Linked DNA regions of Homo sapiens: region 1 is linked to region 2. The links are chromatin loops, found by intact Hi-C in ENCODE. Cell type or tissue: heart left ventricle. All regions are shown on one strand. Links, peaks and the distances in the headings refer to the core of each region. The heading gives the core; the rest is flanking DNA. Region 1 overlaps ANKUB1 (ankyrin repeat and ubiquitin domain containing 1). Region 2 overlaps WWTR1 (WW domain containing transcription regulator 1).

The links. Hi-C counts contacts between places; a loop is a spot of excess contacts. Peaks named below come from ENCODE experiments on the same cell type or tissue, not always from the same donor. Only the 100,000 strongest peaks of a DNase experiment are listed, where the experiment ranks them.
Region 1: it touches region 2 in a loop (2.8-fold over the local background); 2 of 110 quality-filtered maps call a loop at or near these places.

The regions. Positions count from the first base shown.
Region 1 is chr3:149,766,034-149,778,228 of GRCh38, reverse strand. It overlaps ANKUB1 (ankyrin repeat and ubiquitin domain containing 1), which reads left to right. Exons shown (of 6, transcript NM_001144960.3): 4 at 7,555-7,669; 5 at 10,134-11,072. Among named protein-coding and RNA genes, the nearest start is that of COMMD2, 20 kb to the right of the region's middle. In heart left ventricle, for the core only: a CTCF peak has its summit at 6,372 (motif pointing right); no DNase peak of the experiment used is centred there.
Region 2 is chr3:149,523,565-149,535,759 of GRCh38, reverse strand. It overlaps WWTR1 (WW domain containing transcription regulator 1), which reads left to right. Exons shown (of 7, transcript NM_015472.6): 5 at 7,791-7,924; 6 at 9,635-9,747. It also overlaps the pseudogene RNU6-1098P. Among named protein-coding and RNA genes, the nearest start is that of TM4SF4, 55 kb to the right of the region's middle. In heart left ventricle, for the core only: a CTCF peak has its summit at 4,915; no DNase peak of the experiment used is centred there.

The sequences.
Region 1 (12,195 bases), core at 4,839-7,338, 240 kb before region 2:
AGAGCATCAGAGGAGAGGCAAGGAAAGAAGAACCTCAAAGGGAAGGGAGGAAGGGCCATTTGGCCTGCTTCATATGCTTCATACCTTTACCTAAAGCATAACTAGTATTCCTCAAGCAGCCAGCTCACCTTTTTTAAAACTAGAAGGTAAAAAGAGTCCTTGATCAGCTTCTCTTACAGGACCTCTCTTTCTAGCCAATGAATCATCCCTGCTGCTATCAGGAGTTGAACCTTGGCCCCTTTTCCACAGGCAGTGGAAAATCAGAAGAGTTTGGAGAAGCAGTCATGTCCAGGTTGAAAATCAAAGATTTAAGTAGCTCAATTAATCACTGTACATACTAGCTCATACAAACATTTGCAAAGCTGCCTCTGCACTCTGGGTGTTTACAGTAAAGTGATAGAAATGAGACATGTATACACACTCAGTTAAAATCCAGTAAATCAGCTCAATGCAGGCTGAAGGCATGTAGGGAAGGCATTCTGGAGAAAGTGGGGCTGGAGCACACACAGATGTGGGAACCATGGATCATCTGAGAGGAGGAAGGGAAGACATTCCAGGGAGGGACAGAAAGCAGGAGACTGTTCTGCAGAGCGGAGGAACCTTGCTGAGAGCACTGGGAAACACAGCCAAGGGCAGAAGGAGGAGGGTCTTAAGGTGAGGGAACAGAGCTCAGCCTTGCTGTGGCTGCAGCTAGAGCCATGCACCTTCTGGAACAGGAGTGTTTTTTTGTTGTTGTTGTTGTTGTTGTTGTTTGTTTTTGAGTCACAGTCTTGCCTGTTGCCAGGTTAGAGTGCAGTGGCACGACCTCAGCTTACTGCGACCTCCGCCTCCCAGGTTCAAGCGATTCCCCTGCCTCAGCCTCCTGAGTAGCTGGGACTACAGGCACGCGCCACCACTCCCAGCTAATGTTTTGTATTTTAGTAGAGACGGGGTTTCACCCTGTTGGCCAGGATGGTCTCCATCTCCTGATCTTCTGATCTGCCCGCCTTGGCCTCCCAAAGTGCTGGGATTACAGGCGTGAGCCACCACACCCGGCCTAGAACAGGAGTGTTTTAGGAGAGGTTTAATCTGGTAGCAAGCAATATGAAATATAGAAAGGAGTGAGGAAAGCCTGCAGGCAGGGTGATACACTAACTGGCATGTTTGATAATCCCAGTATTAATTAGGTCCATTAGCAGTGGAAGAGACAAATCTGTGAAACACAGAAGGCAGAACAGGACAGAACATCATGCTAGATCACTTTTTTTTTTTTGAGACAGGGTCTCACTCCATCACCCAGGCTGGAATGCAGTGGCACAACCTCAGCTTACTGCAACCGCTGCCTCCTGGATTTGAGTGATTCTCTCACCTCAGCCTCCTGAGTAGCTGGGACTACAGGTGCATCCCACCATGCCTGGCTAATTTGTGTGTGTGTGTGTGTGTGTATTTTTTATAGAGACAGGGTTTCACCATGTTGGCCAGGCTGGTCTCAAACTCCTGACCTCAAGTGATCCACCCACCTTGGCCTCCCAAAGTGCTGGGATTACAGGAGTGAGCTACTGCACCTGGCCCTAGATCACATTTAAGTAGAGGAAAGAATCAAAGCTCTCACACTAGGACAGTGGTGGGGAAATTGAGGAAAGGAGCTATTTTCTGGGTTTTAAGCTTTAGATATGAGGAAACTCAGAGAGTACTTTTTTTTAAAAAAGTTACTCAGCTGGTCAGTTAGTGGCAAAGCTGTAAGTACAACTGAAGTCTTCTAATTTCCCTTTACTGCAAACATGGTGCTAGTGCTTGAGTGATGGTTTGGGTTAGCAGATACTGATCCTGCCCATGTAGGTGGAGACCAAGCCCTATGAGGGGTACATTCCTCAGAGAGTAAATATAGAGAGGAATGTCTTAAGGGCCAATGGCTGGCACTCAGGACATGCTGAGGTCAAGGCAAGCACACGGAAGAGTCAAAAAATGAGACATGGAAAGCTGTCAGAGTCAGGAGGAGAACTGGAACTTTGTATTGTAACAGATGATGAGACTGTTTTCAAGATGCTGGTAAAAGTCCAAAGACAATTCTGAGATAAAAAAGCTTTGGATTTGCTTTAAAGGTCTTTGGTGGGCTTAGAGAGAGCAGCTTTAATAAAGGAGATGGAGAAAGAAAGATTTTAGGGATTAAGAAGAAGATGAGTAATGAAGGGATAAGGGAATTCTGGTGGTAGAATATCTAATGACTAACTTATCATAAATCTATCATGATAAGTATATCTTAATATGTGTGATTTTGTGACTTGAGGCTTAGTGACATATCACACAGGTCCAATACATACATATACATGCACACACACACACACGCACACACACACCTAGTCTTACGTCAACCTGTATGGTACCAGATGCTCATTTTAGACCTGCTTCTAGCTCTGAAATCACTGCCCTGGCTTTTGCTTTCCTCTTTCTGATCCACATGCTTATCTGCTTGTTATTCTGTTTTTATTTCACATATATTCATAAACTGGCATTCATCCTTTCTGAAACAAGGAGTACCTAAACAAATGAGTGAATGAATTAATGCCTTTCTTTACAGATGATACCAATTGGTACTCTTCACTATAAACACCTCATAGGATATATTCATGGCTGCCTGGGCACATTGCACCTGAGAAACCATTCCAGGAGCAGGGTTGTGTCAGCTCAGATCCTGAAATCTGAGCTGGCTCCAGGGTCCTTTTACTAACCTTTAGGCTCATGGAGACCTATGGTGCTATTTTAATTCCTTTTATTGATGAGAAAACTGAAGTTCAGAGAAGTTAAGTGATCTGATCAAGATTACACTGCTAATAAATGATAATCATACACCCAGGACTGGGTTCTTTCCAACAATTTATACTGCCAAACCAGTATGCTTTTATTGATGGCCTTTAAGTTCTAATCAATGTTTTATTTTGTTTCTTCCATCACAGGAAGCTCAAACCAGAGAAACAATTTCCATATTCAGGAAGAAAAAGTCCAAATCAGATAGGCATGTGTTGACTCCCGGGGTATGAACGAGGAATCCAGAAACTTGGGAGTCAGGGGCCACATGTGGCAAGGTTGAAGATGATTGCCTAAATAGGCACTGTTGCTCCCATCTGCTGTCCTGTGTGGCCTAGGCATAGTAGATACGTTTGCAAGCACAGAATGGACAGATCCAGGTTTTGTAAAGTTAATACAATTTTGTGGGCCCTCTTTTTAAAAATCCAAAACTAAGACAAGAAAATTAGCAGGCTCTATAGAAGGTAGTGAGGGGCCCTAAAGCTTATTAGTTTTCCTCTCTCTTCAGTAATAGGTTTTAGTTGTATTTTCTGGAGCAATATAGCGTTTTTCAAGTAAATTTCTATTTCCCAACAGAATTCCTAGGCTTATGAAGGAATTTAACATCTGACAAAGAGGGCATTACAAAGCAACAGGGGTGAAAGGAAAATCTAATAAACAGTGCTGGCTGACTTGCTTAGAAATTCTCTGGATATTCAAAAGCTGAGCATTATCAGGACTGTTTCATTGCAAGGAACTGAACTGATGGTTATAACACCCGTAATATTTGCTACTAGACAGGGAATTAAAATGAAATAAAATACAGGGCCTGATGGAGGTGCCCCACCAATGTTAAGGAGATTTAAATCGTACGGTCCTCTCTGTAGTTTTCAGAATCAGGTCTCATTCAGCAGTAGGCAGGAGGGCTAGAGAGAGCTGAGACTCTGAGGATAGGCAATCATCTGGAGAACAGGTAGGCCAGGAAAATCCCATCTATAGACATCCAGCAGGGGAAGGTTAGCCTCATATAAGTCCTTCTGGTGGAAGGCCTGGAATAGGCAGGTCAGTCTGCAGCTGTCAGTCGGTAAGGCCGAGGAAGGCAGAGGGTGATCCTCAGGGAGATCCATCAGGGACCTTGTGAGTGAACCACAGCACCAAGGTAGTGAATGAATGAATGAATGAATGACAAAAGAGGCAGGAAACTAGATAAGCTGATGTTGACATCGAGGCTCTGACAACGTGACAGAAATCTAACCCCAGAGATTAGGATTTAGAGTAGGAAATTCAGAAATGAAATCTTAGTCTTAAACCCAAAAAGTGGGGTAGAATATTGGGATTCACAATATAGGGCACAAAGTGGGGACTTGCTCAGGAGGAACAGAAGTGACTAGAATATCTGACCAGGATGAACAGGAACACTGACTTCCTACCAACCCTCTGAGTTACTGACCTACATCTTTTTCAGTTTTTGTAGAGATGGGGTCTCGCTGTGTTGCTCAGGCTGGTAAACTCCTGGCCTCAAGCAATCCTCCCACCCAAAGTGCTGGGAATACAGGTGTGAGCCACTGCACTGGGACCCTGGCCTAAATCTTAATAAATTCCCTCCTACGGGAATTAAGGTTGTTCTCTGGACCTGGGGCTGGCTGGTCCTTCAAATGGAGACTGTGTAGCCTCGGCTGTGGAGGACTAAGGAGGCTGCGGTATGGGGCCAGGCTAAAGCTTTCTACTGCTCATTTGGGAGTGATTTTCACAATAAACTAAAAACATAGATCATTTCAGCAGGAGATAAAATAAATGCACTTGGAGCAGTGTTTAAAGTCCTTTGTTTCCAGTGCATGAGAATTAAACATTTTATGAGAAAGTTTAAGTGCAGCATGAAGCTTTAGAGAAAATTAACCTAGTGTAGCAAGTATGGTCCGTATTTTGGAAAATGTTTATCAAGGTATTTCTACAGAATAGCTGCAGGACCACTACTTTATGTCTACAGAATAATTCCAGAATTCTCCAGCAAGGAGAGTAAACTCTTCTAGCTGAGGCCCGAGTTATGAGGATCGAGGCAGGTGAGGGGGATGAGGGTAGTAACGCAGGTCAGGCCTGTGAGTAAACAAGTATGCAAATAGGAATCAACTCACAAAGAATAGCAAGTCCAAGGTCAAGAAATCCAAACCAGAGTAAGGAGTAACAGAGGAAGAGCCCCATTTCAAGATTACAGGTTATAACATAGAATGTCCAATAAGGGAGGGACTGGCAGGGAGATATCCTTTGTCGTGTTCGTGTACAGAGGAGGCAAGAAGGAAAAGAGAGGGGAAGCAGAAAGGAAAGAAAGAGAAAGGCAACTGAAAGGGGGAGACTCTCTAGGAATTAGAAAGAATCCTAAAGACACATTCCAGGGAATTCTGGAAATTCCCAGCTGGCTGAGAAGCCTCAGGCAATTCATGTGTCTCTGAACCTCAGCTTCCTAGTCTATAAAAGGGGGCTGCTGAGTGGGCTGGTCTTTTAAGATCTATCTTCACCTTTCTGTGATTCTAAGATTACTGGTGTTCTGAAATCTCAGCCAACAAAGATAAGCACAGTTTAGACACCACCAAGGCCAGAAACAGCCTGGTGTGCACAGGGAAGTGCAGGCCAACCTGCTCGGTTAGGAGGGCAGAGCATGGCCAGAAGAAGTTTGGGAGTCCAGCAGAACTTCATTCAACAAATACTTACTGAGTGTCCACCATAAGCCAGGGACCACTGTGGAAAGCAGGCACAGTGGCAGTGTCCCCACCCTCCTGAAGCTTGGATCTCAGTGGAGGAGGCAAACACCATCAAGCAAACAGAAAAATATCTCATTTTAAGCAGAGGTTAAGAGCTACGAAGTAAAAGAAGGCAGGATAATGGAATAAAGAATGATGCAGTAAACTGATGGGAGGCTATTTAGATAGCTGGTCAGAAAAGAAGACAACATTGAGCAGAGACCTGAATAAAGAAGGGAAGGCTGCTGGGAGCTTCTCAAAGTAGATTTAGGTGAAAGATTACCTAGGCCTGAAATAGGGCAGGACTGGTTGAGATGGAGGCAAGGAAACAGAGTTCTTCAATATTGATCAGGTAAACCTGTCAGGCCTAAGCAACCGTTTAGATGTAGGACATGAAAAAATGAGAAGGATGCCGGGCGCAATGGCTCACACCTGTAATTCCAGCACTGTGGGAGGCCAAGGCGGATGGATCGTTTGAAGTTAGGAGTTCGAGATTAGCCTGACCAACATGGTGAAACCCCTTCTCTACTAAACATACAAAAAAATTTAGCTGAGCATGGTGGCCTGTAATCCAGCTACTTGAGAGGGTGAGGCAGGAGAATCACTTGAGCCTGGGAGGCAGAGGTTGCAGTGAGCCAAGATTGTGCCACTGCACCCCAGCCTGGGTGACAGAGAAAGACTCCGTCTAAAAAAAAAAAAAAAAAAAGGAAGGATGGAGGAAAACTCTCTAATATATGGCTTAGGTAGCAAAATAGATGTACCACTCACTGAGAAAAAAAAATGCAGGAGAAAAAGCAGGTTGGGTGAAAGATAATGAGTGGTCTTTTAGAATGATGGGGTTGTAGTGCAATCCCTTCTTTGGTAATATCGCCAGCAGGGGGAGTCTGGAGCTGGAGCAGAGGCTGGGCTGGAGATTGGGACTTGGGAATGAGTGACACCTGGGTGGTCAATGAAGCTATCATCGCCACTAAGATTGACAATTAATCAGCTATCAAGTATTTAGTGAGCACCTACCAAGTGTCAGGCTATACGGCAAGTCGTGAAGGAATTTTCTTCTTAATGGGAGCATGAAAAAAAAATCTTCAAGCAAATAAAATGATTTCAAATACTGATGACAGGGGCAATAAACAAGTTAAAATAAAGTCATGGGATACAAAGTAATGAAGGTGAGGAGGTAGTGATGGCAGAGATTGCTTTAGCTATGGTTGAAGTGAAAACTGAATAAAAAGGACACAGTCCTGTGAAAATCTGATGAAGATCCTTTCAATCAAAAAATTGTAAGTCATTAGGTCCTGAGATGGGAGTAGACTTGGTGTGAGGACAGGTGAAAGGTCAAGGTGGCCATAATAAATGAATGAAGCAGAGTGAAGAGAGGTAAGTGAGCTAGGTTGGTTCACATAGGGAGAAGGCTGGGTTTAATCCCCAGGGAACTTGCGTAAATTGAGAAGAACGGAAGGCTGAGGAAAGATCCCTGGGAAACACCAGCCTGAAGGATAAAAGGAATGTGGTATCACAGAAAGGGTAGACTTTGGAGAAGCAAGTGATAAGTTCTCCAGCAGCAGTGAATTACTTTAATGTTTGTAACGGAGAACAGCTCCTGTTTCATAAAGGATAGAACAAGCAAATTAGCTGGTGAGCATCTTTCCACTCCCTCACAGCCCACTCATAAGCTAAAGGCCCCAGAAGACTGTTTGTCCTGCCACAGGTTCCTTAGTTTCCTCTTCCAATATAATGGCTTCAGTTTACATGGTAATATATACAGCAGCATTGAGTCAATCTCCACAAGACTGTTTTAAGATAGCTGCAAAAAAATACTTCAGTGCTATACGCCATCATTGAGCAGATGAGAAAATGGTAATACACAGATGCCAAACAGCTTTTCCAAGCCAATAATGGCCTATGCTAAAAATACCATCCCTGTCTCCTTGTTCCAAGGTTATTTTTCATTTTGCATCTAGCTAAGCCTCTGTTTGGGGAAAGCTACCATTAGAAGTTTTATGGATTGTCAAACCACACTGCTGGACTGGAACCATAAACCACCTCTCTTGATCCACAGGCACAACACTTCGCTTGGATGTCTGGGATGGATGGAAGGAATTTCTGATGGGTTGTCTCCTTGGACAAAAACTTAAAGTCCAACGCTACTTATCAAAAGAAGGACCAGTACTCAAGTATGAGAAATTAATTTTAAATTAACTTAGCAAGTGCTGTGATTTTTACTAAACTTCCATCATACCTTGAGCCTGCAATTCACTCACTCTACAGCTGGGGTGCTGCTCTATGCCAGTTCCACTTAGTATGTCTCAACCAAATATTATTATTGACATATTTGTTGGAACAAAACAGCAGGGATGCCATCAGGACTGATAGTCTTGCGATTCAGGTAGACTTTCCTCAGGAAATACTAACTACAATTAACCTTTGAACAATGCAGGGGTTAGGGATGCCAACTCCCCATACAGTTGAAAATTCCCATATAACTTTTGACTTCCCCAAAACTTAGCTACTAATAGCCTACCATTGACCAGAAGCCTTACTGATAACACAGTCAATTAACACGTTGTGTATATGTATTATATACCATATTCTTACAATAAAGTAAGCTACAGAAAAGAAAATATTAAGAAAATCATAAGGAAAAGAAAATATATTTCCTAGTCATTAAGTGGATGTGGATCATTATAAAGGTCTTCAATCTTCAGGTTGAATAAGGCTGAGGGGGAGAAAGAGGAGAAGGGGTTTGTCTTGCTGTCTCAGGTGTGGCAGAGGTGGAAGAAAATCCCCAAACTGAACCCTGACAGTTCAAACTCATGTTGTTCAAAGGTCATTAAATGGTGATTAAATGGGTGACTTCGATTTGGTTTAGATATGAGACTTTCAGCAACATTTTTAAAGACTATCAGAATAAATACAGACAGTCCACAACTTATGATGGTTCAACTTAGATTTTTCAACTTACAATGGTGTAAAAGTGATATTAATTCAGTAGAAACCAAACTTCCAGTGCCCATAAAACAATTCTTTTTCATTTTCAGTACAGCATTCAATAAATTATAGGATATATTCAACAGTACATTATAATATAGGCTTTGTGTTAGATGATTTTGCCCAACTGTATGCTAATTAAGGTAGGCTAGACTAAGATTTGATGTTCAGTAGATTAGGTGTATTAAATGCATTTTAGACTTATGATACTTTCAGCGTATGATGGTTTTTATCAAGACGTAACTCTATAATAAGTCAAAGGACGTCTGTATCTTGCCAATTTCACATTCAGTTATTCTTTAAGAAAACACTTGTTAATTGGCTGAAAACATTGGCCACGTCTTCCTAAGCTCACATGTAATTTTTCAAACTGCATTTATTACCAGCATTCACACTTTTGCTATACATAAAGTGTAACGGGTATAGCTGGGGCAGGAGGAGGGTTGGTTCAGAGAGGCAGGCGGTCATTTTAATGTGTTAATACAGCCATCAGCTTCTCAAATACATAAATTGCACTAATCTGTAGGTTTAATAGTACTTTAGAAAAGTGCCCCCTCATGGGTGATTTAATCATGTTTTGCAGAAGCCAACACACCAGGAGGTCTGAGGCTCTGTGAAGTGATGGATTAGAAGAGCAGATTTTACAATTTTATAAAATATTCTAATATTTTATACTAATTTCTATTGTGGGGTAGTGATATTTCTTTTTCCATGTTCTGCATCCAAAGAAATAGCTGTGTTGCTTTGTTACTTTTAATAGTGTATATTTATTTAATACTTTACGGCAGACACTGTGTTATATTTATTACCTCATTTTATGCTTGTAACAATTTGATGAGGCGGACACTTTTTAATCTTATTTTACACATGAGGAAACTAAGATCAGAAAACCTGCCCCATGTTGGCTGGGCACAGTGGTTCACACCTGTAATCCCATTACTTTGGGAGGCCAAGGTGGGCAGATCACTTGAGGTCAGGAGTTCGACACCAGCGTGGCCAACGTAGCGAAATTCCTGTTTCTACAAAAAATACAAAAATTAGCCAGGTGTGGTGGCTCGCACCTGTAATCCCAACTACTGAGGAGGCTGAGGCAGGATAATTGCTTCAACTCGGGAGGTGGAGGTTGCAGTGAGCCAAGATTGCATCACTGCACTCCAGCCTGAGCAACAGAGCAAGACTCTGTCTGGGGAGGGGGGATGGAGGAAGAAAACCTGCCCCATGTCACACAAATAGCAAGGGCAGAACTGGGTATTGAATTGTAACAATTTAACTCTAGTGTTCATGTGCTTGACCATCTATACTTGACTTCATCTTTAAATAAAATCTAATAGCTCAGAGAATGTACATGATCAGACTTAAAAGCTCCTTGTATTTCCCCATGCATGATATTTTTCGAGGATTTAATTTTTATAAGAAAGATGACCACTTCAAGGAAACTATTTACACGTGCATAGTAGGATAATGTGTATAAGCAGGACTTGTGCAGTTTAACCTGTATGTCACTATATGCCTTTTCTAAAAATATTTTAAGGTAAAAGTTAAGAAGAAATAAACATTCAACTAGAATATTTCATGAGCATTTAGTGTAACTACATTTGTCTGTTTGCTGATTTTCTAAACACCCCCTCCCCACTTGTTTCACTCATTTAGGTATCAGAAAAGGGTAGCCCTGTACATTGCTGCTTTTTGTGGGTACATTGAACTCACTGAATGGGCCCTGAAGCAGGGTGCGCGGCCCCACGAGGCAGTCGGTGTTCACCCCTATCGAGCATGGTGCCATGAAGCCCTTCATGCAGATGTCTCTAAATGCCCCATTCATGCAGCCGCAGAAGCAGGCCAACTGTTGATTCTGAAGGCCTTTGTCAACTACAGTGTGCTGTGCCTGGAATGCAAAAATGCAGCAGGACAAACTCCCCTGACCATTGTGTTCAAACACAAGCATAAAGACTGTGTATTATATTTGCTCAGTAAAATGTGGTCCACAGTTTCTTTTCCAAAAATTTCAGTCCCAATGAGGATTTATATTAAAATAAAACAATGGATCCTCAGAGCTCAGAGTCACAGTCTTCATAAAAGCCAGTTTTGTGGAGCAAGGGTCTTTGGGGCAAAAGTTGGAGACACTGTGATGGTGGATGGTTTCACCAAACCAAAAATGACCTCCAAGAGCTGGCATAAGGCTGGGAACAGCGACTCACAAAGCATCGTGCTCAAGCTACCATCTCTCAGCAAACAAACTGCAAGCAGCAAACCTGTCAATCCTTTGGCAATTTCACAGCCGGACACAAGAAAACAAGCCCTCAAATTTCATCCACTGGTGAATGCAAGTTCATTCTCTGAATTACAAAAACATCAACAACAAAATCAGAAAAAAATTACTGCCACAGCTAGGAAAAAAGAAAAGCTCATAAAAAACACATATCTTCCCCAAGTCCCCCTCCCTCCAGTTTCAAGAGTGGGATATTCACATCCATCGTTTTTCTATGCAACACCCAGTGCTGACTTTTTACTGAAGTCCTCCTTCTCATCTTTCTTAGAGCACAGTGGGAAGACTCCATGGGAGAACGCAATCTACTGCTTAGCTGTGGCAAGGTAATGTTCTCCCCTTAAACATACAAACAGCAAAGCTTTTATAAGGCAGGTCCAGGATAAGGAATGGTCCATAATGCCCTACTATGCCACTGAAAGTAATACAAGTTGTTCCAGTGCATCAATACCCAGCTTCAAGGACCTCATCTTAGCCTCATCACTAGGACAAAATGAATTAATATTATTGGCCAATCCAATCTGTGCAGTACTTTACTCCTCAAACTTTCAGGAGGGAAAGAAACACAGTAGAAAGAATTGTATCAATTCTCAAGGTCCCTTGCTGCTGCTGCTGCTGCTGCTGCTGCTGCTGCTGCTGCTGCTGCTGCTGCTGCTGCTGCTGCTTTTCTTTTTTCTTTTTGTTTGAGACAGGGTCTCGTTCTGTTGCTCAGGCTGGAGTGCAGTGGTGCTATCACAGCTCATTGCATTCTTGAATTCCTAGGCTCAAGCAATTCTCCCATCTCAGCCTTCCAAGTAGCTGGGACTACAGGCACATGCCACTATATCTGATTGATTTTTTTTTTCTGTAGAGATGAGGACTCACCATGTTGCCCAGGTTGGTCTCAAACTCCTGGGCTCAAGCGATCCTCCCACCTTGGCCTCCCAAAGTGCTGGGATTACAGGCATGAACCACTGTGCCTAGCCTGCTAATGCTTCTTCTTTTTCCTCCTCTTCCACTTCTTTGTCTTCCTCTTCTTCTTCTAAAGCTAATAAAACATTAATTGTAATTAGAGGGGAAAGAGAGAAAACTGAAATATGGGAGGGAGACATAAAAAGTGTCATAGAAAACTAAATGGTAATGAAAATGGGAAGAAAGAAAGGAACACATTAATGACAAATTGAATGATTAAAGACTTGAATTGACTGACTAGGCAAGATACACATATGGGGTGAGATCTGTATTGGACAGGGTGCTAGAATTGACATTAATATTTACAGTGAGTTAAAAGGTAATCCTTAGCACATCTAAAGAGATAAGAAAGTGTATCGGAATTAGATGTTTAAGGTACACAACTCTCTGATTAGAGCTCAGATCCCATCCATTACTTATGAGGTATTATTTGATGCAAATTTTACAGTTAGAAATATAGATTTACAAGCGACTTTTCCCTTTACTCAATATAATGAG
Region 2 (12,195 bases), core at 3,804-6,303:
ATTACAGGTGTGAGCCACTGCACCAGGCCTCAGCCTTTTTTTTTTTTTTTAAGTGAAGACAGACGAGTATCTAAATTATAATGTTTTCTTTAATGTGATTTGAAAGGACAACAGAAACCAGTTGTGGAATAATACAAATTTGCTTTATGCACTCTGAGTAAAAAGAGCAACAAATAGACCATAGATAATAATGACAAACTTAGTAAATGGCTTCCTAAAAGTATCGCAGTTTCGATTGTTCTTTTGTAGGGACAGTCTGGCAGCTGAGCATTAGTGATGAGTTGTTTCAAAAAGGCAGTCTCCGGGAAGTGTGACAGTGCATTTTAGAATCCCTTGGCACCGAATTAAAAAGAAATATACATCAGTAATTTTTTTTTGTTCCCCCCGCCGTCCCCCGTAAAGAAGGTAAATAATTCGGCATTCTCTCTCTGAAGTCCCTCAGGGTTTTGGCAGAGAAAGCAATTTCTCTGCATCCAGAATAACTATTTTAATGTTAGGATTTCAAAATACTGTCTTTTTTTTTTTCATTTTCTTTCTACTCACCCCACCCTTTATAATTAAAACAATCCAATCTTCCATGTTTGTAGAGTCCCTGGCCACACACACTTAAATCAAGCAGAGCAGCCTCTGAAGAGCTGATTGTCATTTGTTTCCCTTTTGAAGTGCATTCTGGTGAGGGCAGGAGCTGGCTGGCAGAGTGTTCCCTCAGCCAAGGCGGGACAGAGCTGCAGATGCTTTCAGCTGCCGTTTACTTTCTCACCTCCTCTGTTGGTTTATTCCACAGGCAAGCTGCAGGCCAAGGACCTAGAAGGAGAGGAGGTTTGAGGTTTGCTTCCTGGGACACCTTCAGCTCACAAATAATCATTTGTCTTTCACATCCTTACTTCTTCAGCTATTTTACACATCACCCGTCCTCCAGCTGCTAGGAAAGGGTATTTTTTAGCCCATAAATAATTACTCACTTCAGAGAGCTAGATAGTTGACCACAAACTCACCAAGAGATTCTTGAGCCCTTATTTTGCAAGTCTTTCCACCCCAAGCTTGGACATAGACAAAAATAAATTTGTTGGAGGAGGGTTGGGTCAGGGTCAGCAGGGAGAGCTTTCCTTCTGAAAAGTGCCCTTGAAATTGGAACTTGTAACTTTGCTTGATGGGTTGTGAATTCCTAGGACATGAGCTCCACTCATATACGTTGAAAACTATCATTGAATACATCCAGTTCATTCTGTTGCCCTGTTCAGGGAGGAAAACTATGTTCAGGAAAGTTAAATCGGCTGTTTCATTAAATTTCCTCTGAACTGTCTGAGGTAGAGGGGTTGGTCTTTCTATTTTATTGCTGGGAAAACAGGCTCGGAAAAGTGAAGTAACTTGCCCAGTTCTCACAGCCAGCAGGTGAAAGGGTTGACAATTTGAGGTCTGTCAACCTCAACCCTCAACTTTTCTTTCTCTGCCACACTGAGACTTTGCCACACTCTTAACTCTGAGCCTCAGTTTCCTCATCTGTAAAATGGAGACAATTGGGTTGTCACGAGGAAGAGATGAAATAACACGTTTTTCTTTTCTTTTCTTTTCTTTTTCTTTCTTTTTTTTTAGACAGAGTCTCATTCTGTTACCCACACTGGAGTGCAGTGGCACTATCTTGGCTCACTGCAACCTCCGCCTCCTGGGTTCAAGCAATTCTCCTGCCTCAGCCTCCCAAGTAGCTGGGACTACAGGCACATGCCACCATGCCCGGCTAATTTTTTTGTATCTTTAGTAGAAACAAGGTTTCACCATGTTAGCCAGGATGGGAAATAACATGTTAAAGGGCTTAGAACAGTGTTTCACACACAGTAAGCAATATGCAATTTTTAGCTAGTATCTCTGCCTCCCACACCATTTAACACTATCAGCAGCTTGTTCTGTTAACTGCGTCAATGTGCCAGGTCCATTATAAGTACGCTTTCTAATCTTTATAGCATCCCAGCAAGATCAGTCTTATAAACCACCTTTTTTTTTTCAGGTGAACAAACTGTCAAGAAAGGTTAAGAATTTAGTTCAAGATGCCACAACATGTAGTAACTGAACTGGGATTTGAACTCCAATCTTTCTGGTTCCAAAGACAGTTTTGCTCTTGTGCCATGCTGCCTTTTCGGTGCCAAGCTCTGGACCCCAACTTAAACCCCAACTACTGTTTCAGAAATCCGGTGGCTAATAGCCTGGAGAATTGAGAAGAAGGCAGTTCCTGCCCTGAACTGATAAGTAACTAGAAAGCCCTTCATCGTATCTGCCTCAAATCTAGGCTAGAAGAGATCTTCCTTCTTTCCTGTGACAGTTCATTAATAATTTGAGAGCCACTGTGTGCCCTTCTAGTCTTCCCCTGTGGTTAAATAGCCCCACTCTTCTTCATAGGATGTGATGCCCTGACCCCTCTCTATCCTGATTGGTCTCTGGTCACTCTTTGAAAAGATTTCAGTAAGATAAAGTGTTGGGTAGGGACCTGGATGCAGCCTTGCACTTGAAGGTTGATTGGAGGAAGAGGTCAGTTGGACTAGCTAGAGAAGCAATGATGACCTGCTTCTTGAGACAGAAAGCAGGTTTTGAGCTTGGTCTAGGAAACTGAAGGTTTGTTTGGAGGGCAGGGTGGACACAGAGGGGACCCTGGAAGGGATCTGTGAATATACATGTTTAACTGGAGCACAGTGGGAAATGAGTGACAAGCCAGCTTAGCGTTTGTTTTCCTGCCTCGACTAGAGGGAGCAGAGGAAGGAAGGGGTGCTGAGTGAAGGCAGCTGCACCACCGATGCTCAGCGGCAGAGGCCTTGAGTTATGCCCTCAGCCAGCCTTGACCAACTGTCACCCCTCTGTTTCCATGGAAGCTTACTTCATCCAGTGCCTGTCTTTGTCTTTGCTTCAGCTGCTTTAGTTTCATCCATTTTGACTGCTGCTGTTTGGTCTAAGTCAGACGTTTGCCTTTCATTTTTACCCACGCAAGGGTAGTGGATGTCATGTGGCAGTCCAAATCCTACTGGGTCTGGGCTTTAATTTTATACCTAAATTTAGTTTAAAACAAAACCCTCCCCTGTTTGGATGGCAACATGTTGGTGAGGTTAGCCCTTTTATTTTCAGACCTCGGGTTTTGTACAGTTTCTTTTTCTCTTTCAGTTCATGAGTTGGAATAGGGAAGTATTTTCATTCAAAAAAAGGCTAGAATTTTTAAAGTTCTAAATATAGAACTCGTATTATAAAATTTAAGTGAAGTAAAACATCTCACTACTTTCCATTTATATTCGAACAAATTTTATGTTATATAAAAATGGTTTATAAACCTCTCCTTGTTTAAAAAAAATTGTTTTCTTAGCCTTGGTGACCATTATGATGAATTTCACACTTTGGTTTAATCCCTCCAAGGTGAAAGTTGACCAGGAAGAAACCTCTCACCACTTAAAGTGGATCAGTTCCACATGACAGTGTGACTTTTAAAATTGTTTATTTTGTTTTTTTTGAGATTGGAATTCAGAAAATGAAATAATAATAATTCCTTCAGTATTTATTATGTGATCTTGAGTGCCTGGCACTGTTCTAAGCACCTTGTAGTGTTATCCCGTTTTATCATCACAGCAGCCTTCTTGGGTGGGTGCTCTTATTATCCCCACTTTACAAATGAAGAACAGAGGGTTAAATAACTTTCTGTTAGATAGCAGGACCAGGTTTCCAATTCAAGCATCTAGCTCCTGGCCACTCGGCCCTCCTGTTCATCCTATGTGAGGAGCAGGAAAGAGTGCAGCAGGACCATTTCTTGAGGATGGAGCCTGCACCTGGCTAGTTGGGTTGTATACAATAGGCTATTATTTCTCTCATATTTGTGGCTGAGGTGAGATTGCATGTTCTTAGTTTATATTTCCAAGTACCCACTGTATGCCTAGCACTGTTAAGGTAGTTGGGTACAGGAGTGAACATGACAAACAAGGCCCCTTCCCTCGTGGAGCTTACATTCTAGTAGGAAAGACAGAGAATGAAAACTTAAGTTGCACTGAAGAAAATTAATGCAGATTAAGAGACAGAAAATGACAGGGGTGAGGCCATTTTAGACAGGGGTGAGGTAGGAGCATCTCTGAAGAGATGGCGTCTGTAGGAGGCAGGCGTTAAGTGAGGGAATAAGCTTTAGGAAGACTCGAGGAACACCTTGCAAGCAGATAGAACAGTTGGCGCAGGTGCAGGAGGTGGGAGGAGCAGCAGAGAAACCAGGAGACTGGAAGGGGGTGAAGGAGGGGAGCACATCAGAGACATGGGAGGAAAGGGTGGCCAGGGCTGTTATGCAGGGTGTGGTGGTCTGCAGTGAGGACCTGCCTCTATTTACCATCCAGGTGGAACAAGAAGCAGGTCGCTTTAGAGCAGGGGGTCACGTGAGCTTCACTTTGGCTGCTATGTGGAATAACTTGTGACCTAAGAATGATTTTGGAATAATCTTAGACAAAGTGTCCTATTATAAATAATAACTTTCTAACTCAGACTGGCCTAATTTATATTTCAAAGCTATTATTCAGGCCGGGTGCAGTGGCTCACGCCTGTAATCCCAGCACTTTGGGAGGCCAAGGTGGGCAGATCATTTGAGGCCAGGAGTTCGAGACCAGCATGGGCAACATGGCGCAACCATATCTCCACTAAAAATACAAAAATTAGCTGGGCGTGGTGGCACATGCCTGTAGTCCCAGCTACTCGGGAGGCTGAGGCACAAGACTTGCTTGAACCCGGTAGGTGAAGGTTGCAGTGAGCTGAGATCACGCCACTGCACTCCAGCCTGGCTGAGAGAGTGAGACTCCATCTCAAAAAAAAAAAAAAGCAATCATTCCGGGTACATTCAACACCCTTTCTGATTTTTCTCTTATTTGTTAGTCAGTTGAAGGTAGAAAATGATACTGTGAGCCCCCTACAGACAGAAGGCGGCATTTGCCCTTAGGATGACTTGGTGATTAAGTCTTCAGGGTAGTTAGGGAAACATCAGTGCTGGAGACTAGAGCTTCTGTTCTCTTTGATTTAGAACAGATGGAACAAATGTGAAATGGCACAGTGAAACATTTCCTCCAATATAGTATAGGTTTTTCAGCTTTGGTTATCATAAATAATCCTTTAAATTTTATTTATATATTTTATTTATATATTTAGACACACACAAGCATTATTTTATGTTTTATTTACTGGAAATAGCTAGGAGTAATTTAAATTAATAGGAAAGTTTAGAACTATTTATTTTATATCTAATTTTTGATATTTGTTCTTATAATTTTATATATTATTACAGATAACAATTCATGTGTGTTATATATAGTGTATTTTTTTATCCCATGAAGTTCCAGAAATGATTCTTACCATATATAAATTTAGAACTCCTGGAAATTGCAGATTCAACTTGTATTTTTTTTTTCTTTTTTTGAGACAGAGTCTCGCTTTGTCGCCCAGGCTGGAGTATGGTGGTGCAATCTCGGCTCAATGCAACCTCCGCCTCCCCAAATTCAAGTGATTTTCCTGCCTCAGCCTCCTGAGTATCTGGGACCACAGGTGCATGCCACCACACCCGGCTAATATTTTGTATTTTTAGTAGAGACAGGGTTTCACCTTGTTAGCCAGGGTGGTCTTGATCTCCTGACCTCGTGATCCACCCGCCTCAGCCTCCCAAAGTGCTGGGATTACAGGTGTGAGCCACCGCCCGGCCTCAACTTGTATTCTTAAGACATATGTTGATAAAGTTTTTTCAATACAAAGGAATGCAGCCATCTCATCAACTTTTAAATTAAAAGTGTATTTGTTTAGAGGTAAACTCCCACATTTATTCAGAATGGTTGAAAAATGGAATATTCTAGTAAAGTTCATGTTTTTGGATAATGAGGGTTATGAGTCAAAAGATTCTTGCATTTATGGTTAATAAAGTATTAGAAATTTACCATTGATGAGATACATTTTTTCAAACTGTGGCTCAGGGTGTATGAGTGTGCTTGAGGGATGGGGACTGGTGGGACTCAGGCTTTTTATGCCAGATTCAATCCCTGTTGTTCCTTCTGAGGCTTTCAGGAAAACTTTGGTTGGATAATAAGGTTTCTAATGCACCCTGCCTGCCATGTTAAAAACAACTATCAGAAAATAATTTGATTTTTCTAGGTTTATTCAGAAGGCACTTCCAAGATTTAGATGATGAAAATCACTTTTTACCAAAAAAATCTCCAGTTTTTGGTTTGCTTTTTGTAGATTCCTGAATAAAATTTGTTAGTTAAGTATTTGATTATTTGCAATCTAGATGAACAGAAGTGAGCCAAAGACCCTTTCCAGCTAGATTTATTTCAGTATAAGTTAACAATACAGTTTTTTTTTAAATCAATCAGGTCTCTCATGGTTTGTAACAGTGCAACCAACTCTAGTAACTGAAAATTTTTATAGCCGATGACTTCACTAGGACTTGTCTAGACAGCAGCTACCCTCTAAAGTCACATCATGTTAGGGCTGGAAGAGATCTAACGAAGATACTGTAATTTAGAAGTCCTAAATGTTCTGTTTGCCATTGTAGCCATGGTTTTAGGGTTTGAGGGACAGTGAGACCAATGACTTCAGCATGGAAAGTGGGAAACTGATAGGCATAAATATGGGGAAAGGCCTAACCTTGGTTTGGGATGCAAATGTAAACATACAAAAGTATTCTCTGGAAACATCAGCAAATTTGAAAGGAATTTGATGTCTGGTTATGTTTGTCAAGATGGAGAGACTCCTGGAGATTATACCTAGAGAAAGTAGTTGCAGTCAGTAAATTTGTAGCCTTTTGGATAGACTCTTCTTAGCAATGTAATGCTAGCTTTTATAAAATAATGCTTGTATTATTTGTTTCTGCTAATGAAATCCATATGCTGTGAAACAGTTACTTGTCTGTGGGATTTGGATTGGATCTACATGGTTCCCCAACCTTCAGCATTTTAGTCAACAAAGTAGTCAAATAGATTGACTTTTTTGTTTTTTTGTTTTTTTTGAGACAGCGTCTCACTCTGTCACCCAGGCTGGAGTACAGTGTCGTGATCTCTGCTCACTTTAGTCTCAACCTCCCAGGCACAGGGCTCCTCCTGCCTCAGCCTCCCAAGTAGCACCACACCCAACTAATTTTTGTATTTTTTGTAGAGACAGGGTTTCACCATGTTGCAGGCTGGTCTCGAACTTGTGGGCTCCAGTGATCCGCCCACCTCGACCTCCCAAAGTGCTGGGATTATGGACGTGAGCCACCACCCCTGGCCACTGATTGACTTTTTAAAGTAAACTTTCAACTCATTGTTTTGCTTTCCTGTCTGTAAACATAAAACTGCCAGATGCAATTTAATGTAGAGCCTGGACTCTGTAATTCCACAGTTTTACTGGCCTGTAAGTGGCAAAGACCAGAATGTACTTTATAGTCCAGAGGAGTCTGATTGCTTTGATTGATGTAGATTTGGTTTGAGAACCTGAGATAGAAAAAGCCTTGTCTCTGACAAAGTGTTTTGAGAGGGCTTTCTATGATTTGGGTGTTTAAATAATTGCATGGGTGGGATGATTGCAACATTAAGTGCCCTTAGATCAAATAATAGCTGAGCTTCCCATTAACTTTGTGAATGTGAAGTGACTTATGTCTGTAAGACTTTCTTCGGAGAAAGAATACTAATGGTTGCCTGGTGATTTTGACTTGCTGGGAGTAAATACACAGTGCTTTGTATTTGGTGAAAAGTTTTGATGTGAAGTACACTTTGCTCCATGCCTTGTGACAATGAGTGCATGACTCTTGCTTCCCATTCTGACTGTAGGAAGCTGCCCTCTGTCGACAGCTCCCCATGGAAGCTGAGACTCTTGCCCCAGTTCAGGCTGCTGTCAACCCACCCACGATGACCCCAGACATGAGATCCATCACTAATAATAGCTCAGATCCTTTCCTCAATGGGTAAGTTAATATTTGGGGGCCACTTATTTTTATTCTCTTTATTATGTGATCTAGACTATAATAGGATCTTTGTTTACATTGGGAAGAGGTGGGGAGCTTGAGGGTTGAGGGTGAGAATAAAGGGAGGAAGTGGGAGGAGCTGGCAGAAAAAAGAAAAGCAGGGGAAATCATCTGCCTGTTAAAAAATTTCCAAATTAAAAAATTGGTGATAGGACGTAGAGTAAACCCCTAGTCAAGAATTTGAAAATGGGCATGAACTTATATTTTTAAACATGATGGTGTCGTCTAGTACTTATACTTGGAAGAATCTTCTGGTTTTATGTAACCAACAGGGGATAAAAGCATGCCATATGGCAAATTGAGAACAGAACAATTAAGAGATTATGTTCGGCCAGGCATGGTGGCTCATGCCTATAATCCCAGCACTTTGGGAGGCCGAGGTGGGCAGATCACCTGAGGTTGGGAGTTCGAGACCAGCCTGACCAACATGGAGAAACCCTGTCTCTTCTAAAAATACAAAATTAGCAGGGCATGGTGGTGCATGCCTGTAATCCCAGCTACTCGGGAGGCTGAGAATTGCTTGAACCTGGGAGGCGGAGGTTGCAGTGAGCCGAGATTGCACCATTGCACTCCAGCCTTGGCAACAAGAGTGAAACTCCATCTCAAAAAAAAAAAAAAGAAAGAAAAGAAAAGAGATGATGTTCAGGGTGAAATGTGAATAAGATCTATAGTTTAGTAAATAATATTCTACAGTGTCAGATTTCTGATTTTGGTAATTGCACTATGGTTATGTAAGATGTTATCACTGGGGAAGCTGGTGAAGGGTACATGGGAACGCTCTGTACTCTTGTTGCGTCTTCTATGTGAGTTTAAAATAATTTCACAATTTAAAAAGTAATTAAAACAAAGGAGCAAAAGGGAAAGAGAATTTAGCCAGAAATATCTTCATGAGCAGAAGTAGTTTTTAAATCAAATAAAAAGGGCAATTCTGTATTTCCTGTGCCTTTTATTCTGCCCTTGCAGAGACGTCTGGCAAACAAACAATACAATTATGAACATTATTAAAGATAGAGATAAAAACAAATAGTAGCTGAAATAATAATTAATGGAGGTTTTAAATTGTTGATTTTAAAGTATTTGAAACACAGAGAAGTACAAAGAATAACATGAATTACCCATGTACCCACTACCCAGATTTGCCATAGTTTTATTTAATCTTACTTTTTAACAAATAAAATATTACAATTAATATTTGAAGCCATCCCCCCACCACTGAAATCTCGTTTCTTTTCCCTTCTGTCCCCAGTGGTAGCCACTATTCAGAAACTGGCGTGTGTCCATCACACAGACTTTTATACCCCTTACTGCCCGTTAGTGTATGTATCCATAAGCAATATTCAACATAGTTTTTGTTTTTTTTTTTTAAAGTTTTACATAAATGGTGTCATACTCTGTATGTTGAAGAATGTTCAAATGGTTATTTTGAGGTGAAAAGGAAATCAATGTCAATTTACTGTGAATGGCCACACATGATTATTTTCATTTTCATGAGGGTATGTATTTCAAAATTAAAACTTTCCTTCCTCCCTAACCTGGAAAGTTGGGCAGCATGGCACAACTGCACTAGTTTAGAGCTTTTGTGACTGTGTTTTAATTTTGAGATTTATTTAGTGGGCTCATATTGAAGTTTCTTCATCTTTTGCTTTGCAGAGGGCCATATCATTCGAGGGAGCAGAGCACTGACAGTGGCCTGGGGTTAGGGTGCTACAGTGTCCCCACAACTCCGGAGGACTTCCTCAGCAATGTGGATGAGATGGATACAGGTAGGAGCAAAGCCTGCAAGCACTTACAATGGGTTTGTGTTTTTTAAATGATCTCTTCGGTTATCTCAATTTTATTTTTCTTTTATTTTATTTTTATAATTTCAACTTTTATTTTATATTTGGGGGTACATGTGCAGGTTTGCTACATGGTTATGTGATGCCGGGGTTTGGGATACGATTGCTCTCGTCACCCAGGTAGTGAGCATAGTACCCAATAGTTTGTTTTTCACCCCTTGTTCCTCCCCACTCCCAGTAGTCCCGAGTGTCTGTAAAAATGTTGAAAAAAAAAAAAATGGAATGCTTCATGAATTTACATGTCATTCTCATGCAGGGGCCATGCTAATCATTCCAGTTTTAGTATAGGTGCTGCCAGAGCGAGTACGGTCATCTCAATTTTAAAATCCAACCAGAAACACTCAATCTCAACGACAACATAAAATAACAGCTGAAAAGCCACTGAACCCCCAGGCACTATTAATAAACTGTAGCCCCTTCCTCATAGATTATACAAGTATAGTTTTACATCTGGGCGCAGGATTTTAAATTCTGTTGTTTTTTTTTTTTAATTCATCTTTGCTCCATATAGTCCCTTCCTCACAATTGCATCAAGACACCACTGTTTGTTTGCCATGTTTCCACATTGGGGTATTTATGCTGTTCTAGTTTTTAGTTGTAATATATGGGCCACCCTTTCTCCTGGAAAGTGACACTGGTTTATAGTTCTAGTATCCAATTTTTTTCATGTCATTCACTGCATTTGAAAAGCAATTGGCAGTGGGTATTTGGAATGCTGAGCAACTCAGAGGATTCAAAATTGTCACTTCCAAGTTCCAACATGGTAACGACATCCTCCCTCAGGAATTAAAGAGAAGAGAGTCAGGGTTACTCTTACCTTGTCCCCAGCCTGTGCATCCTTCAGGTCCAGCCTCACCAGGCTTCCCGATTACCTTTCTTTTTCTCCTTTTCTCAAGGAGTGAGACTTCCAATTGCAGAAACTGAAGTTAGTCTTATTAGCCTTACCTAGACTTAATTATGAAAGTCATAAACTCTAAGAAGATATTCTAGAACCAAAAATAAATGACAGCCAGGGTGTCCACTATTTGGAGTTATTCATGAAAGTTCCTTCTCCATTATCATTGACGAAAGTAATTGTTTTGTGTTGAAAATAAAAAATTCCTTCCCCCAAAGTGTTTGCCATAGTGCCTGTAGTTTTTTACACTCTACTCTTTGATGGCTTCTCTTTGTGTTGTGAGTCTAAATTGTTGGAAAGATCAAGAGTCAAACTCATAGCCAGGTGTCTTACAAATGCAGTACATTAAAGCTGCTCCCCTGGCGTCTTTCGTGTAGGTTGTCATCTTTGCATTGAGAAGATTGCAAAGACTATCTTGTGAGGAGTGACACAGGAATAGTTTGCACTGATTGTTTTACTGTTCTTCAGTTTATTACTTCAGTTCTTCCCCCACCACCACCCCCTGCCACCTTTATCTCTCTCTCTGCTTTTTGAGTGTGAGATTTATTTTGCTATCTTTGGAATAGCCTTAGGAAGTGGCTCCTTCCTATGTTTAATAATTCTTTACTTTCATCTTCTAAACACTGGGAAGCCAGTAAGGATAAAAAGCAAAGTTAAGGAAAAAAGCTCAGGAGATCTAAATCTAAGTTTGACATTCAAAAAAAAAAAAAAAAAACCATAAAAGAGGATGGATTCTACTCTATGTCTCTTTAAAATAACCTCAAGTGGGTAAGTAGGGAGTGTTTTATTTTGAAGCCGTAATGTGGAATTAAATGACGTCCTGAAAAGAACATAGTTTTAGCCAACAGGCAGCCTGATTTGAATCCTTGCTTCTCCATTCCTAGTAGCGCCTTTGGGTAAGTTGCATAACCTCCGTGAGCCTCAGATTTCTCACCCATAAAGTGGGAGTGATATGCTCACGGCAGAGTTGTGAGGAGTCATGAGATCACAGAGACCAGCTCAAAGTGCTCTTCTCCAGTAAGAAGACTGATGTCATACATACAATGGACTTGATAATGTCAGAGTGCCACGTTAACCTGGTTAAGTGAGAATCAGCTCATTGAGTGTGGGAATGTGAGTGCCAAGTTAACCTGGTTAAGTTAGAGTCAGCTCATTGAGTGTGGGGCCACCTCTGTGAAGTCTTTGTAGGAACTGGACATACATCTTCTCAAGGGGAGAAATGTTAATTATACAGTAGCAAAATGAGGGAAGCTGTGGGGGCAGGCAGAGCTCAAGTGTGGCTAGAAAAGATCTATCAGGCCTGTGGACCACGCGCTGGCCACATGCTGAAGGGAAACGAGCCAGCTGAGCACTCCATTTGCAAAACATACATGGCAGCAACAGCTGGGCTTGGTGCGAAGATCCAGTAAAGGGAATAACATGAGCAAAGGCTGGGAAATCATCCATCCTTCCAGAATATTCTGCAGTAATCACACCCT